Regions from separate parts of the Homo sapiens genome. Here region 1 is linked to region 2. A link is an interaction called in ENCODE POLR2A ChIA-PET data of the cell type or tissue named here. Cell type or tissue: A673. All regions are shown on one strand. Each heading gives the region's core, and the rest is flanking DNA. Links, peaks and the distances in the headings are about the cores only.

Region 1 (8,000 bases), core at 1-8,000, 150 kb after region 2:
CCAGACGTTGTTGTCCAGGGTGCAAAGGCCCTCCCAGAATTAGCTGAGTGTGGTGGTGGGGGCCTGCAATGCCAGATACTCGGGAGGCTGAGGCAGGAGAATTGCTTGAACCCGGGAGGCGGAGGTTGCAGTGAGCCAAGACCACGCTATTGCACTCCAGCCTGGGTGACAGAGCAAGACTCTGTCTCTAAATAAAATAAAATAAAATTTAAAAAATGTAAAAAAAGGCCCTCCCAGTGTACTTCTCTCTGAGCACCAACCTTCACTCCACTGTGCACAGCCACTCCAGGGCTAGTCTCCTCTCTCCCTGAGCAAACCCACATGGTCTTTCACCTACATGTGCTCAGCTGGCTATTTCAGCTTGGAAGTTCCTCCTACTTCTATCTAAATCTTTCTGTCTGTAGGAGCCTGGCACTTTCATACCACTCACATCTACACTGCTTTTTCTTCTTTTAATCTTCCAGCATTTATTATTTCTATTCCTGATGCAACCGTCTTTGCTGTTGCCTAAGAGCAGAACGGAGTCCCACATGGCATTCGGTGCAATGCCCATGAAGGGGGTTGAATAGAAAACATCCCCTAATCTGGGAATTTTGGCCACACCCTGAGCCTCTGACTCAGATGCCTTTGGGTATTATCATTGCTGAGCTGTCCATTTTGCAGCACAGAACTTCCATTTGACCTGGATCATACCACTCCTGAGACTAGTAGAAACAAAGTAGAAAAAATTTGTTTGTATAAAGGCCTTTCTTGCTAGTTCAATCTGAATGCATGGAGAATTTTTGATCATCATTCTTTCAAAGCTTCCATTTGGCTGCACTCTGTGCCAACAAGTGAGTAACTATGATGGGAATTCACTGTTCTGGTTTACTTCTGACTCCCTTGTTCAGAGACTGAGGGTGAGCCAGGGAAAGTGTTCTTTTCTGTGTCCTAGAAAAAGAAATCATTCATTGCATTAAACTTCTACCCACCCCATTGCCTATTATGCTGCCACTTCATACATCTATGTCTTTGCAATGTTTCCAATGACTGTCCACAACTTTCTATTCCTTTCCTACCTGAATTCCAAATCCCTGTTCAGCCACCACAATTTCTATGGAAACTCCTCTGCCTCTCTTTCCTATCTCCCTCCCTCTCTTCTCTCTTGCTTCTGTTCCTTACACATATTGTTAGCACCTAGCATTTCAATGATTTTTTTCAGGTCTGCCTCACTACTGGACCATGCATTTAGTTCTGGTTGAATTGAGCATCTGGGATGTACAAAGTACTTAAGAAAAGGTTTTATAGGAGGATACAAAGGTTTAAAAAAAACTGTATTTGCCCTCCAAATAAACCGGCCATTTCACATGACATTTCAAAAGGCTACAAAAATTTGCATGGTTTTTCAATTATCCTAATATTCTAATACTTTTATTTTTTATAGACTTAAATCAGTTGGTCACCTTAGAATTGGAAGGAAACAATCTCAGTGAAGCCAATGTCAATCCTTTAGCTTTCAAACCTTTGAAGAGCCTAGCCTACTTGCGTCTGGGAAAAAATAAATTTAGAATTATACCGCAGGGTCTTCCTGGTTCTATTGAGGTAACAATATATTTTTTTAGTGTTTTAAATGTATTATATTTGAAATATGGTACACTACAACAAAATATATTTTAAGACTATTGTGATGTAAATTAAACTCTAGTTTCATGCTGTATACAGAATTTCCTGTAATTTAAGCATTGTTTTTTCTTCAAGCAATACAAAATTCTGAATCGAAATTATAATTACTAGTAGAGACACCTGATACAGTGAAAAATGGTACTTCTGATAGCTCTTGGGGGAAATGGGAGAAATGAATTGAGAATTTAAATGAAACCACAACTTCCATGAGGTACTCTGACTCTCAAGACAGTGTAAACTGCCCCAATCTAGAAATGTGACGCTTATCACAGAAGCTCAAACAGGTATTAACCGTAACAGAGTGTCCACTCACAAATTCCAGGCAAAACCACAGACACTCTGACCTAACAGTAACTTGCATGGATACAAGTGTTGTACAAAGAAGGCCTCTGACTGTTTCAGCAACTCTGTAGCTTACAAGTTTTCACCCAGTTCCTACCAAAACTGTCCTGTGACTAACTCCAGGCCCCAAACCCCAGCCTTGCTTCATTATCCTCTAGAGATGCCCCACAGGTCCCCAGATGTGTGGTCTCCTTGCTGCAGGATGTGCTCCTGGGGGTCTTTGGCTGATGAATGTCAACACCCCTCATTTCCTGCGTTAAAAACACTGAGGTGGACCGTGCAGTGGCTCACGCCAGTAATCCCAGCACTCTGGGAGGCTGAGGCAGGAAGATGGCTTGAGGCCAGGAGTTTGAGAGTAGCCTGGGCAACATAGTGAGACCTTGTCTCTAAAAGATATATTAAAAAAAAATAGCCAGTCATGGTGGTGCACACCTGTAGTCGTAGCTGCTCAGGAGGCTGAGGTGGAGGATCACTTGAGCCCAGGAGTTTGAGGCTGCAGTAAGCTAGGATCGTACCACTACACTCCAGCCTGGGCAACACAGAGAGACCCTGTCTCTACAAACCACACCCCACCCTGCCTGCCAAAAAGAACACTGAGGTCCAGAGAGTCTATACATACTGGCAGACCCCGTGGGAACCCAGGTTTCCTTACTAAGCTCCGTTTCTCCTAGACCACATGATCATCCAGCCAGAAGTCAGGATGGAGCATTCTCCGGCTGCAGCCCCAGCAAGCCAGAAAAGAGGGTCATCTATTGTGATCTTATGTGGCTGTCATGGCTACCACCCTTCCTCTTCTTCCTATTTCCAGATTAAGTGACAGAGTTATGTAACACTGACATTTATCAGTAGGCTGGCTTTCCATCAGAATCTCCTGGGTTCTTAAGAAATACAGACTCTTGGACCTACCCCAGATATGCTAAGTCAGATTCTTTGTGGGACAGGGCCAGAAATGAATAATTAAAAAATTAAAATTTAAATAGATAATGCATACACATGTTAAAACACATACATACACAATGAGGATAATACAAAAGAGCAATCTGCCCCACTGTGAGCCTGAGCTTCCCATACTGACTTCTCTCTCTCCAGAGGGATCCACTCCTACCAGTCTGGAAAGCACTGGGCATACAAGCGCACAAATGCGTGGCACATACTACAAATCCTTCTAAAGCCACTGCTGTACACCTGCCTCACTTAACCATGCAGCCTCAAGGCTGTCTCATGTCATTCTTTCCTACAGCTGCAGAGTTTTCAACATATGGACAGGTGTGCCAGGATTTATTTGACTAGTCTCTTACTGATCTAGCTCACCTCCTAAATACATATGCAGGTAAAAGCAAAAAGTTGAAAATTGTTTTACTAATTTCTAACAAATACCAAAATTAACAAAGAGGGAAATTCTCACAGGTGGAATAGAAGGTGACACTAAAGATATATGCCAGTTTTACCTCTGAATTCTAACAAGAGAACAAGGAGAATTTTTATAATGCAGATCCTTTAGTGAAAAACTCCCTCTAATGCCAACTAAACTTAACTTGAAGGCAGCTAGCTATTAAAAACTTATTAACAGTTCTAGAAAACTTCTCCTTGGTTGTAAATTAAGGCTGTTAATTAACTTTAATTAATTATAACAAAAGCAAATCTAAAAACATGAGCCTAAAATATTATAGACCACATGAAATAGTAGGAAACAGGCAGCCTGGGAGCTGGAGGCTCGGCTAGGACAAGCCCCTCTCAGCATTAGTCATGTAACCACGGGTGGGCTTCCCTGTCTCTCCAGGCCCAACTTAACTCCACTGGTAAGTAGAGATTAAAATATCTGTCTACTTTTCAGAGTTTTTAAGCCCAAATGAGATAATTTATGTGAATAAGTTTTATAAAATAGAGAGCCTTGTATAATTATTTTGGTATGCCATTTCTTGCAACATATTATAGCTAATACATTTTAAATAAAATTCATTTGATTCCATAACCATGGCAGTGTGTTTTATTTTACTAATTAGTTATAAAATTTGACAACTTTCCTGTAATTCCAGCACTTTGGGAGGCCGAGGCGGGTAGATCACTTGAGCTTAGGAGTTCGAGACCAGCCTGAGCAACATGGTGAGACCCTGTCTCTACAAAAAATACAAAAATTAGCCAGGCTTCATGGCGCATACCTGTAGTCTCAGTCACTTGTGGGACTGAGGTGGTAGGATCACTTGAGCCTGGGAGGTCAAGGCTGCAGTGAGCCATGTTTGTGCCACTGCACTCCATCCTGCGTAACAAAGTGAGACCCTGTCTCAAAAAAAAAAAAAAAAAAAAAGACAACTTAAAAATATGAGCTTACTTGAAAGAGCAGTAAGACTCTTTAGATAATACTAATGATAATAGTCTATGTCACTATTTTAGTCTCCATGAAATTGAACGTATCAACTAACACAAAAGAAAAATAATAGTCTTCTCTCTTAATTATAGGAATTATACCTAGAAAATAACCAAATTGAAGAAATAACTGAAATTTGTTTCAATCATACCAGAAAGATCAATGTCATTGTACTACGTTATAACAAAATTGAAGAAAATAGGATTGCTCCTTTAGCCTGGATAAATCAAGAGTAAGTACATGCTACAATTTAAATTTTATTGAACTATTTCTTCCTCTCGCTATTATTAAACAGAGTATGGAAACTGGGAATGGGATAAGTGAGGGAGGTGACGATACTGAAGGGCTCGGAGACAGAATCGTTTCTTAGTGAACCCTTACCCTATCCCCAAAGTGGGCTACTTCATGCAGTTTCCAACCTGTGCGCTGCATGACTGGTGTTAGGATTATTGCAGTAACTACTGTTGTTGTCACCATACTGCATACTGGACACCCTATCATATGCCAAGTGCTGAGCTAGCAAGAACTGAGCCCCAGCTGTCTGACTTCGAGGTCTGCCCACTAGTGGTCAAATGCCACTCTAGCTCTGTCTACCTCACAGGTTGTCAGGAGGTTTGAATGAAGGATTATTCCCCTGCACACAGTGAGAAAGAAATCTGCCATACTCCTTCTCCTCATCATCATTAGGTGGAAGCACCAGGCTCCAGAGCCCAGGCCTGTTCTCCTACACTACACAGCCTTCTTTTCTCCAAACTATTTCTTCACCTCAACTCTTACAAAATAGACTGAAGAATGCTTGGCCTAACAGTGCAGGCCAAAAGTAGACTCTGTCTTCCTGGACAAGAATCAGCAGCCTCTGGCTATAGCTTTCAGTGAAGGGGGAGGGAGTCAGAAGCAAGCCCTGCAGCAAATCCAGCAGACAACTGGGATCTGGGATTGCGTGTCCTGGAACTATGTGCCTAAGTAGCACAGCCTGGGACACGTGTCATTCAGAAGCAGGATGGAGAGGCCAATTGGGCTCAGCAGCATGTGGCACTGAGCCCACTGTAGGCAGAGAAGTCTTCATCAGGTGAAAAGAGGGCGTGGGGCAGAAGCCTTAGGAGACTCAGGTGGGGTTCCTGAAACAAGCCAGTGAGTTCACCACGTTCCCCAGATCTTCTAGATGATTAACAGCATTTTCTAGATTCCCTCAGGCTCGCCTCAAGTCCCAGGTGTGCCAGGTCATCAAATCAAATGTGGAATGAAAATGTAGGGGAAGGGGAACCAAAACAAGCCAAAACAAACCAAACTTCCTTGCTGGAACCAGAGACAACTTTACAGATAGGCATTTAGATGCATGCTGGGATTCACGGGATTTCATTTTGGATTCAACGCATCAACCGTACAGATATTTTAGTCTTTGGGCCTCAGTATTGCCTCTAGGGATATGAGTTTTTCCCTCCTAGTCTTTGATGCTCCTCTCGCATGGACTCACATAGCTGGGAGGCAGTATGGCACCCTGGTAAGGACATGCAGCTTGGTGCAAGAGACTAGGGCTGGCTATACCTGGAAAAGTTCCTATTTGGAATCATCACTACAAACTGGGTGCTTATAGGAAAATGGACCAGCATCGAGACTGGCCTTATCAAAATTTAGAGCTGATGATCACCATCCTGATGTCCCTACCCTGTTTACTTTTTTCTTTGCTGCAGAAATCTAGAATCCATTGATCTCTCCTACAACAAGCTCTATCACGTCCCGTCCTATCTACCCAAGTCCTTGCTGCACCTAGTACTCCTTGGGAACCAGATTGAACGGATCCCTGGCTATGTGTTTGGCCACATGGAACCAGGCCTGGAATACTTGTACCTGTCATTTAACAAACTTGCTGATGATGGCATGGACCGTGTCTCCTTCTATGGGGCATATCATTCTCTGAGAGAATTATTTCTGGATCACAATGACTTAAAATCTATACCACCTGGGATACAAGAAATGAAAGCACTACATTTTCTGAGGCTGAACAACAACAAGATACGGTAAATTTTGGCTTTTTCAAGTATCTGTTTAAATTTTGGTTGGCAAAATATATGATAAAACAACCATGACATGATCTCTGGGATTTACGTTAAGGGAAAAAAAAATGGTGCTAAGGGGTTGGATTAAACAAGATTGGCAAATGTTAGTAATTACCAAAGGTGGATGACAGGTATGTGAGGATTCATTATAAGCTTTTCCTACTTTTGCACATGTTTATAAATTTCCATAGTTAAAACATCTTTTGGTCAGGTGCAGTGGCTCACGCCTGTAATTCCAGCACTTTGGGACGCCAAGGCGGGCGGATCACCTGAGTTCAAGAGTCTGAGGCCAGCCTGGCCAACATGGTGAAACCTCGTTTCTACTAAAAATACAAAACTTAGCAGGGCGTGGTGGTGCGTGTCTGTAATGCCAGCTACTCAGGAGGCTGAGGTGGGAGAATTGTTTGAACCTGGGAGGCAGAGGTTGCAGTGAGCCGGGATGGTGCCACTGCACTCCAGCCTGGGTGACAGAGTGAGACTCCATCTCAAAAAAAAGATTAACAGATTATTATATATAACACTTAGAACTTTAGAGAGAGGTTCAAATGAGTCTTCAAAGCAATAGATTATGTTACTACTCCTACCTCCATGTATAAATAAATAAAACTAATCTATAAAGCATAAAACGTAAATATATGCTAAAATTAAAACTGCTTCTATCTAGTTTTTTCTGAAGTCAGATTTCTGAATACATTTATTAAGACTCACTTTCCCTACTTTTGGGAACACATTTTTCTGCATGTGTTCAGCTTATATACTGAATCATCACTCCTGCCTAGATGGCATGAGTGTCTTGAGAATTAATCCAGAATATTTTGTTAGTAAGGTCTTTATCATTGGCAGTGAGGGAGACAATAACCTTGTTGTTCTGTCCCTGAGAATTATGCCTCTTAGTCTTTCCCCTTCTCTAAAAGTCCAAATAAACTAAATGCCTACAAAGACAAAACAAAAACACAGAAAAGTTCGTGTTTTTAAAGGTACTGGAGGAAGAGATGGGGGTTTGGGAAGACTTTGTAAAATTCAGTTTCAAAATTTTTTGGCAAAAATACTTCACAGGTTGTGCCATATGCTTCATACTGCATTGCATCAGAAGGCGTCTAATGTTTGTCCCACCTTTTTTGATTCTAAAATTGATCACTGGATTGAAGTGGTCACAGCCTGGTATCTCCTAAGACAAATTTACTCCTCCATCATTGAACCAATGGTTTCACTCACAGATGAATGTTGTTTGAATTCTTATTTCATTAGAGGTAACAAAATGATGAATTTCTATTTTTGCCATGCTTCTCATGCTCATTAGCTGGAATTCCTCTGTAAAAAATTTTTTGCTCATCAACTAGGGCTGCTTTGTCACTTTGAAAGGAAAGAAAAAAGCTCAGTTCTTTCCTTTAAACCACCAGTGGGAGTAAGAAGTTGGAGCCTGAATGTTTTTGCTTTATTTTGTTTTAGGGTTCTCTCTTTTTCTGGTGAATCAATATATACTTAGGCTTTCATGTAAGCAGTTATGTTTCAATCAATTGCAGTCATCTGGACAATGGTCGCCATTCAAACTGGCTCTTGTGTCTGCTCACTTG
Region 2 (9,540 bases), core at 838-8,837:
TGAATGTTAAAAGCTGGGGTTTAGAGAAAAGCCGTGGGAGCCCCTGGGTGTTGCCGCCTGTGCTGGGGTCTGTGGGAATGGGACTAAGATTGCCAGCCCTGGCTCACTTCTTGCCTGGGCCTGTTCTCTGAGCAGATCTGTAGTTTTGAGACCTGGACAGGCCCCTGGGTCCCACCCTTCTGCAGCTGCTGTGGGTGTTGACTTGCCTCTAGCCTGTTCACTGCACTGTTGTGATGTTGGGAGTGTTTGGGGGTCACAGTTCCCCTGTTAGGAAGATTCATGCAGTTTTTTCCCTAGGGCATATCCCTTAGATGGCTCTGTGCCGTGACAAGTTTTCTCCTTGAGGAAGGAACATTCTTGGAGGCAAGATCCACCAGAATCCTCTGTGGCAGGAGGACTCGTGTGGTGATGGCCCTTGTTGGCCAGGGGCATGGGATTAGACTCGAGGTCCCATTGGCAACCTGGTGGGGTGAGCGTTAGGGACTGCTCTGAGGGGACAGGATAGGGGAGCATTTCCAGCAATGAGCAGTCTGGCTCCAGGTTTGTCCTCAGTGGGAAGGGTCACAGTAATGAACCCACAGCAAACAGGGCTCAACCCACAAGGCCGCCTGTGAGCGCATTTCCTCTGCCTTAAGATACCGACAAAGTGAAGCAGAGCTTGCTTGCCCTGCAGGTGAGCGTGTCCCAGTAGGACGCCGCTGGGCTCTGGCGCAGTGGGAAAGTAGGTGCAGAGCCCATTCCAGGCTGACGATGCACCCCTCAGGGTCGCTGCATCTGCAGGGCCACACAGGGCCACGTGAGGGAAGAACAGATGTGTCGGTGAGTTAGGCAAAGCGTAGTTTCCCTCCTGTTTGTTGTGGGGCAAGATACAACCAGCCCTGTGATGAGACCGTGAGACAGAGCCAGGGACAGCCACACCCTGGCTCCCAGCCCTGCCCGGTGGGTGTGGCGCTGGTCTGGGCCTGTCTCCAGTGCTGGGTGTGGGAGCTGGAGAGTTTAGGAAATGGGGAAGGGGCAGAAGCTGCTTGCCTTGTTCTTCCACTGTTGCTCCTTACATACTGGAGGAACCTGAAGGCTCAGGAGTTCCACCTCGCTGCTGTGGGCCAAATCCTGGTGAGGTTGGACGCTCTCTGGCGCCAGCCTCAGCTCCGTTGGAACCTCGCATGCTGACAGTTCTGTGCCGTGGCCCAGTTTTCAGGCTGGGGACATGAGTGAAGGGACAGCCAGGCTGGCGGCTCTTTGTCCTTCTGAGCAGTTGTCCCTTTGCCATTTAGAGGGTGATGCCTGGAGGTCCTCCCACATCTCAGCTCCCAGGTTACAGGGAGCTCTGTGGGATTCCAGGGGACAGCTCCAGGATGGGATTTCTGTGGGCTTTCCCTCTGGTCCTCTTAGGTGAATACCTTGTGCAAGAGCTGGTTGGTGCGTCCTCACGTGATTGGATGGTGGCGTGGTCCACACTCGCCAATGTAGTTGGACTTTTAAGAGGATGCTTACTGTCAGTATTTGTTTGTTTTTGTTTTTTATCTTGCTCTGTCACCCAGGCTGGAGTGCAGTGGTGCGATCATGGCTCACTGCAGCCTCAACCTCCCAGACTCAAGTGATCATCCTGCCTCACACCCACCCCCAAGTAGCTGGGACTACTGGTGCGCACCACCGCACCCAGCTAATTTTAGTTTTTCTTGTGGAAATGGGGTTTCACCATGTTGGGCAGGCTGGTCTCGAACTCTTGGGCTCAAGTGATCAGCCCGCCTTGTCCTCCTAAAGTGCTGGGATTATAGGTGTGAACCACTGCTCCAGGCCAGCGTTTTATTTTGACTTTAAACACAGATATGCATATTATAAAATCAGTGATTTACAGCTGTTGGAAATAAACCACCGAGGTCTGCTTTTCACCTGGGTGACTGTGAGTTCAGGCCATGCATGGGCAGACAGCGGTGTGGAGGGTCGTTGCCCTGTATGTGGACCTGAGACCTGCGTAGCTGCTGTGTCTCCCAGCCATATGTGCTGTGGGGTGGGGGCCAAGGCAGAGTGACGGCCTTGTGTGGTTTTGGGCGATGGTTCTCACACGCGAGGCATCCAGAGTCGGCATGCGTGCCTTTTGTGCTTTTGCTTTCTTTGGAGTGGAGCCAGTACTTGGACTTCTTGAGATGATCTAATTTACGAATTTTCTTTTTTTGTTGTTTTTGTTTTTGAGACAAATTCTCGCTCTGTCGCCCAGGCTGGAGTGGCGTGATCTCAGCTCACTGCAACCTCTGCCTCCCAGGTTCAAGCAATTCTCCTGCCTCAGCTTCCTGAGTAGCTGGGACTACAGGCGTGCGCCACCACACCCGGCTAATTTTGTATTTTTAGTAGAGACGGGGTTTCACCATGTTGGTCAGGCTGGTCTTGAAATCCTGACCTTGTGATCCACCAGCCTCGGCCTCCCAAAGTGCTGGAATTACAGGCATGAGCCAACGCTCTTGGCTTCAATTTACAAATTTTCGAATGTTTACATTCCCCACTCTTGTCCATTGTGTCACCTTACCTAATTCTGTACTAAGTTTATAGTAAGTCATATTTTGTTAATTTATAGCATGTTTAGGTAAATGACAAATCAGAAGTGAAACTGGCACAGCCGACTGGGAATGGACAGGGGTGGTGGTGGAGGGGCATGGATGTGACGGCGCAGGGTGGGGAAGGCATGATCTCTGTGGGCAGGATCCCAGCATTCTTAGCCTAGCAGATCTCCTGTGTCCGTTTGGGACTTTTTCAGAAGTCACAATTCTGCCACCCTAGAAACACGAGAGGACAGGGAAGATGGTAAGCAATGTGGCTTAAATAAAAACCTTTCATTTGGGAAACTGCACAGAAGAGCCATGTGGAGGGCAGTGCTGGGCATTGGTTATACCACGTCCTTCAGGGCTGAGGAGGCACAGGCCATCTTCCTGAGACAAGTGATTCTTCAGATGCTGACCTGCTCCTCAGGTGGAAGCGTGAGGTTCTCAGGTTGTCTGAGTGGTCAGTAAGGGTCTTCCATGTGGTCTAAGAACTGCTCTGGGTCCATAAATGCTGTAGAGACCAGAAGGGGGCTCGGAAGGGGTGCTTTGTGGCGAGAGAAGCTGGCTTTGAGGCTGGTCACCACCGTGGGCCCAGCCATTCTGAGAGCTGGCCACCCTGATTGCAGTGAAATGTTGGTGTCTCTATTTAACCTGGACATGTCCTGAAAATAATAGAGCAGCTTTTATTCCCAAAATCCACACACTGATTTTTTTTTAAGCAATAAACTTTAAAAAATATTATAAATTACACATAACATAAAAACCAACAGCTCAACTGTTTTTAGGCATGCAGTTCTGTGGCATTGTGTTCATGTCATTGTGCAATTCACACTGAGAATTTCATGTATTTTCTTACAGGAGGTCGTTCAGCTACCTTTAGAGTTTGTGAAACAGCTTTGTTTAAAGATACAATCTGAAAGACCAGGTAAGGGTGTTTAACTTACAGATATTGTTTGTAATTTAAAATATTCCATTTGAAAAGTGTTTGAAATGATTACCCATGTTAGGTATATGCATTTTTCAGTAATCCTTTTTTTTTTTTTTTTTTTGAGACGGAGTCTCACTCTGTCGCCCAGGCAGGAGTGCAGTGGTGCGATCTCGGCTCACTGCAAGCTCCACCTCCCGGGTTCACACCATTCTTCTGCCTCAGCCTCCCGAGTAGCTGGGACTACAGGCGCCTACCACCATGCTCGGCTACTTTTTTGTATTTTTAATAGAGATGGGGTTTCACCGTGTTAGCCAGGATGGTCTTGATCTCCTGACCTCGTGATCCACCCACCTCGGCCTCCCAAAGTGCTGGGATTATAGGCGTGAGCCACCGTGCCCAGCCAGTTTTCAGTAATTCTTTTGCCAGAAACTTCATTATCAGGGATAGAAATCCTGGGAGCTCATGGATACAATTCTCTGTATCAGAAAACCACAGCACTGCACAGAATATGTGATGAAGAACCAGTAAAGGCAGGTGCGGTGGCTCTCGCCTGTAATCCCAGCACTTTGGGAAGCTGAGGCAGGCAGGTCACCTGAGGTCAGGAGTTCGAGACCAGCGTGACCAACATGGTGAAACACCTTCTCTACTAAAACAAACAAACAAACAAAATATATATATGTACAAAAATTAGCTGGGCGTAGTGGCGGGCACCTGTAATCCCAGCTACTTGGGAAGTTGAGGCAGGAGAATCGCTGGAACCCGGGAGGCAGAGATTTCAGTTAGCTGAGATCACGCCACTGTACTCCAACCCCAGGTGACAGAGTGAGACTCCGTCTCAAACAAACGAACAAAAAAGAACAAATTAATACCACAGAAAACAACATGAGGGAGGAGCTGGAGGTGGAGGGTCTGGGGCAGACTTAGGAACGGGAAGGGTTCCCAGAGGCCTGGGAGAGGCAAAAGGAAACTGAGGTGACCTGAGCTTCAGGAGGGAGGGCCTGGCCCAGGAGGGTCTGCAGCCCAGGGAGCTGTCCCCAACCGGAGTCTAGGCTAGGTCTGTGTCCTTCTGAGGAACAGGGAATCCAAGGGCCTTCTGTGGCATCACCTTCCCCATCCTCATGTTGTCCTTCCCCAATCCCCTCCCATCCCTTCGCCTCTCCCTTTCTCCTCCATCCCCACCCACTCCCTTTTCTGCACTTGCTGGTGGCCTTATGACAGGAATCAGGTCAAACCTTTTTTTTCAGTCAGTGATCAAAGAGATAAATTTCGTGAGTTGAGGGTGGAAATGCCTCTGCCCGGAGCACAGCCAGGCAATGAGGGTGTGGAATTAGCCAGTATAAAATTTTTTCCTGATTTGATTTGGAAAATGAAAGCAAACCATTCTCTGGGTCTGCAGTCTCTGGCTGGGGCAGGGAGGAATGGGCTTCACACTGCAGGAAAGGCTGGGGAGGCGGGAACGCCACAGGACAGTGGCTAGGCTCCAGTTCTTCCTCTCGGTGAATGCAGTCTGAGCCCGGCTCCAGGGTGCTGTCTGCAACTGCTCTGCTGCTCAGCCTGCCATTTCATAACAACCGTGGGAGGTTTATCACACCACAGTGATAAAAACCAGACTTGGAGTAAGGCTCATTATGTTAAAGGAGGAAAGCCTGTCCCTGGGGTGCCTGGAGCCCAGGCTTGTTTGGTTCTGTCCACACCACGGGTTCCAGCAGATCTGGTGCTGGGGAAATATTGGTGCACTGGGGACTGGGAAGGGCCTAGATGTGAGAGAAGGTAGAGCCTGCAGCCCCCTCCTCTTCAAGTTCCTGGGCTAAGGGTGTTGTGGAATTAGGGGACCATCCCCAAGACCACCCTCAGGATTGATAATACGCTAGAAGGACCAACATAACTCACTGTTTTACTTATGGTTATGTTTTATTGCAGGAAAAGGATAAAGATGGGACCAGCCAAGGGGAGAGGTGCAGGGGTGGGGTCCAGGAGAGACCTGGCATGAGCTTCTGGGTCCTCTCCTCAGGGGTGGTGTGGGCAGTATTCACTCTCCCATATGGAGTGTGCCCACCAGGAAGCTCACCAGGCATTGTTGTCCAGAGTTTTCACTGGGGCTCAGGCACATCGACATGGCTGACCATCGGTGTGGCTGACTGCAGTCTCCAGCCTCTCCAGAGTTTGAGCCGATACCATAAGGCGTGAAGCTACCCCCTACATAAACCAAGTTATTTTTTGTTTTTGTTTTTGTTTTTTTTTTTGAGATGGAGTCTTGCTCCTTCGCCAGGCGGTAGTGCAGTGGCGCACAATCTGGGCTCACTGCAACCTCCTCTGCCTCTCTGGTTCAAGCAATTCTCCTGCCTACGCCTCCCGAGTAGCTGGGATTACAGGTGCATGCCACCACGCCCAGCTAATTTTTTGTATTTTTAGTAGAGATGGGGTTTCACCATGTTGGCCAAGATGGTCTTGATCTCTTGACCTCATGATCTGCCCACTTAGGCCTCCCAAAGTGCTGGGATTACAGGTGTGAGCCACCGTGCCCGCCTTTTTTTTTTTTTTTTTGAGACAGAGTCTTGCTCTGTTGCCCAGGCTGGAGTGCAGTAGCACGATCTCGGCTCACCACAACCTCCGTCTCTAGGGTTCAAGCAATTCTCCTGCTTCAGCCTCCCGAGTAGCTGGGACTGTAGGCACGTGCCACCATGCCTGGCTAATTTTTGTATTTTTAGTAGAGACGGGGTTTCACTATGTTGGCCAGGCTAGTCTCGAACTCCTGACCTCATGATCCACCTGCCTTGGCCTCCCAAAGTGCTGGGATAACAGGTGTGAGCCACCTCACCTGGCCTAAACCACGTTGTTACTGTGTGTGTCCCACAATCCCCAGGGAGACATGAGGTTTTCATCAGGTACAGAGATGCCCCCTGGAACCAGGGACAAGGCGGGGCCTGTTTTGGGCAGGGATCATCTCATCTCTCTCACTGACCTTGCTCTGTGTGACCCTTGCTCTGTTTTCCAGAGTCTCGCTGTGACAAGGACCTGGATACTCTCAGTGGTTACGCTATGTGCCTTCCTAATTTAACCAGACTCCAAACCTACCGCTTTGCAGAGCACCGGCCGATTCTGTGTGTAGAGATTAAGGTGACCTGTCGAGGGGCAGATGGTGTGGGTAAAGGGGAAAGGTCAGTCTTGGGTAGTAAGTCCAAGAGTCACGTGCCTTGGGTTCCAGTTCCCACTGAAGTGAGTGGTAGGCACCCTTGGCTCCTGGAAACTCCACTTGTTTCTGTCCTTCCACAGCCCCCACCTGCGTTCTGGTTCCTGCCATGGCTCCCAGATCCCAGGTTTAGGCTCATTCCTGGTAGCTCATGATAGAAGACCCCACCCACCCTGCATGCCTGGGCTAAAACAAGCCCTGGTTGAGGGTCACCAGAGGGAAGCGCGTTGGGTCCCCCTGACCCGTTTTCCTCAGAGGGCACAGCTTGCCAGGGTCCTCTGGGTTCTTCCTCTGTGCCCCTCCCTGCTGGCCATGCCTGCTTGGTGCTTGGCTGCTGTTTGCTGTGCTGCAGGAGCCCCATCTGCAGGTTGCCCTGTAGACTGGGGAGCTCTCTTTGTCCTGCTCAGGACGAATTTTCCTGGAGGCACAAAGGCCAGTGTGACCCTCAGAGGCACTGGTGTGTCATGGCCAGGAGTCCTGAATTTCTCTGGTGCCAGGCAGTGGGGGCTGGATGGGCCAGGGCCCCCCTTGCTTCAGCTCTCTGCTTCCCATGTCGGGGGTGGCTGTCAGGGTCCCTCAGGAAGCTGCCTCACATGCCCTGGCCTTTGTTCCCCTCCTCCAACTCTAAGGCAGCAATTTCTGGGTCACACTCCTGGCCTGAGCTCATGCCTCCTGATCCTCCTCACTTGTGGGTGGATGTTCTGCTTCCCCAGCCACCATCTCCAGTGCCCGAGGCTCAGCACAGGCCTGCGTGTGGTGTATGCTCAGAGGCTGCAGCTTTTAGAGGGCACTGGGGCTTCCTTGACCTTCTGGGAGCCTAGCAACTATCAGATGGGCCTCTGTCGGGCCATGTGCTAGTGTCAGTGGGAACAATGGTTCCGATTCTTGGAGCTGGGAGTCCTGGGTCCATCTCTACTACTAGAGGCTTGCAGTCACATTCTTGAATGAAAGCATGAAGCTATTGTGTGTTGTGCTTGTGTTGAGCTAGTGCAGAGGCACCACTGACCCTCCCCAGTGAGAGTTCCGGCCGTGGGTCCTCTAGCGGAGATGTTTGTGTGATCTGATGCAGGAAGTGTTGTTCCCGCTGGGAGGTGCAAATGAAAACAGCTTCTGGGGCCATTTATGCCTAATTATCTTGCTGCACTCATTATCTTGTAGTCAGTGATATGTCTATTTAGAGGTATGTGATTTCTTCCTAAATATTTTTCCTCCTTATTTGTTTATTTTACAGCCAAAATGTGGGTTTATTCCTTTCTCGAGTGATGTCACGCATGAGATGAAGCATAAGGTCTGTCGATACTGCATGCACCAGCACCTCAAGGTGAGAGCCAATGCCCAGCTGTGGGCTACTCTAGCTGCACGCTGGGGATCTGGGCTGAGGCATGGACACACACAGTTTTCAGAAGAGTAAAAGAAAATATGGATATTTTTAGTTGACATTTTATTTCACAAAGTGATTCATGTTCAACTTTTTTATTTTTTAAATTTAGAGACAGGGTCTCTGTCACCCTGTCAGGCTGGAGTGCAGTGATGCAATCATACTCACTGCAGCCTCCACCTCCTGGACTCATGCAGTCCACCTGCCTTGGCCTCCCAAAGTGCTGGTGTGAGCCACTGCGCCCGGCCCGTGTTCACCAGATTCACTCTTTTAAATATATAATTCAGTTTTAGTCTCTTCACAAGGTTGTACAATCACCACTTCTATCTAGTTGCTGACATTTTTATCACTTCAAAGCAAGGTGTCTTCCTCTTTCTATGAATATGGTATATTACATGATTTTCGCATGTTGGACCAACCTTGCATTTCTGGGATAAATCCCAGTTGCTCATGGTGTATAATACTTTTATATGCTGCTGAATTCAGTTTGCTAGTTTTTTGTTGAGGGTTTTTGAATCATAAGGGATGTTGGTGTGTAGTTTTCTAGTGGTGTCTGGCTTTGGTACTAGTGTAATAACTGGCTTCATGGAATGAGTTAGGAATTATTTTCTTTTCACTCTCCAGTTTTTTGAAGGAGTTTCAGTATTGGTATTGATTCTTCTTGAAATGTTTGGTAGAATTCACTAGTGAAGGCATTTGGTCCTGGGATTTTCTTTGTTAGAAGATTTTTGATTACTGATTCAGTCTCTTGTTACCAATCTGTTGAGATTCTCTTATTTCCTGAGTGGGTTTTTTTGGTAGTTGTGTGTTACTAGGAATTTGTCCATTTTCATCTAATGTGATGGCATACAGGTCAGTAGTAGTGTCCCCTTCTTTCATATCTGACTTTAGTAATTTGGTTTCTGTCTCTTTTTCCTTGGTCTAGCCACAGGATTGTGTCATATTTGTTGATCTTTCAAAGAAACAACTTTTGGTTTTATTCAGTTTTCTGCTCCCCTCTCCCCCATTTTCTATTTCATTTGTCTTCACTTTAATCTTTACTGTTTCCTTCCCTGTGCTTGGATTGGGCTTAGTGTGTTATTCTTTTTCTAATTTTATTTTTTTATTTTTTTTGAGACGGAGTCTCGTTCTGCACCCAGGCTGGAGTGCAGTGAGTAGCTGGGACTATAGGCGCCCGCCATCATGCCTGGCTAATTTTTTGTATTTTTAGTAGAGACGGGGTTTCACCATGTTAGTCAGGATGGTTTCAATCTCCTGACCTCGTGATCCACCTGCCTCGGCCTCCCAAAGTGCTGGGATTACAGGTGTGAGCCACCGTGCCCGGCCTCTAGCTTTTTATTGTAGAAAGTTAGGTTATTCATTTAAGATCATTCTTCTAATAAATCTTTAAGTAACTGCTTTCTCTTCATCCCATACATTTTGGTATGTTGTGTTTTCATTTTATCTTAATTCATTCTCTGATTTCTCTTTTGCTTTCTTCTTTGACGAACTGATAATTAGGAGTGTT

The links. ChIA-PET counts read pairs that join two places held together with the same protein. Peaks named below come from ENCODE experiments on the same cell type or tissue, not always from the same donor. Only the 100,000 strongest peaks of a DNase experiment are listed, where the experiment ranks them.
Region 1: POLR2A ChIA-PET joins it to region 2 with 11 read pairs; 2 of 35 experiments call an interaction of 5 or more read pairs at or near these places.

What each region holds. Positions count from the first base shown.
Region 1 is chr9:92,499,114-92,507,113 of GRCh38, reverse strand. All of the region lies in intron 5 of CENPP (centromere protein P), which reads right to left. ECM2 (extracellular matrix protein 2) reads left to right here. Exons shown (of 10, transcript NM_001393.4): 7 at 1,424-1,581; 8 at 4,462-4,601; 9 at 6,061-6,387. Among named protein-coding and RNA genes, the nearest start is that of ASPN, 21 kb to the right of the region's middle. In A673, for the core only: a CTCF peak has its summit at 4,953 (motif pointing left); a DNase peak (open chromatin) is centred at 3,763.
Region 2 is chr9:92,646,495-92,656,034 of GRCh38, reverse strand. IPPK (inositol-pentakisphosphate 2-kinase) reads left to right here. Exons shown (of 13, transcript NM_022755.6): 4 at 3,396-3,462; 5 at 6,461-6,582; 6 at 7,887-7,976. Among named protein-coding and RNA genes, the nearest start is that of IPPK, 19 kb to the left of the region's middle. In A673, for the core only: no CTCF peak of the experiment used is centred there; a DNase peak (open chromatin) is centred at 5,034; H3K27ac peaks cover 1,323 bases.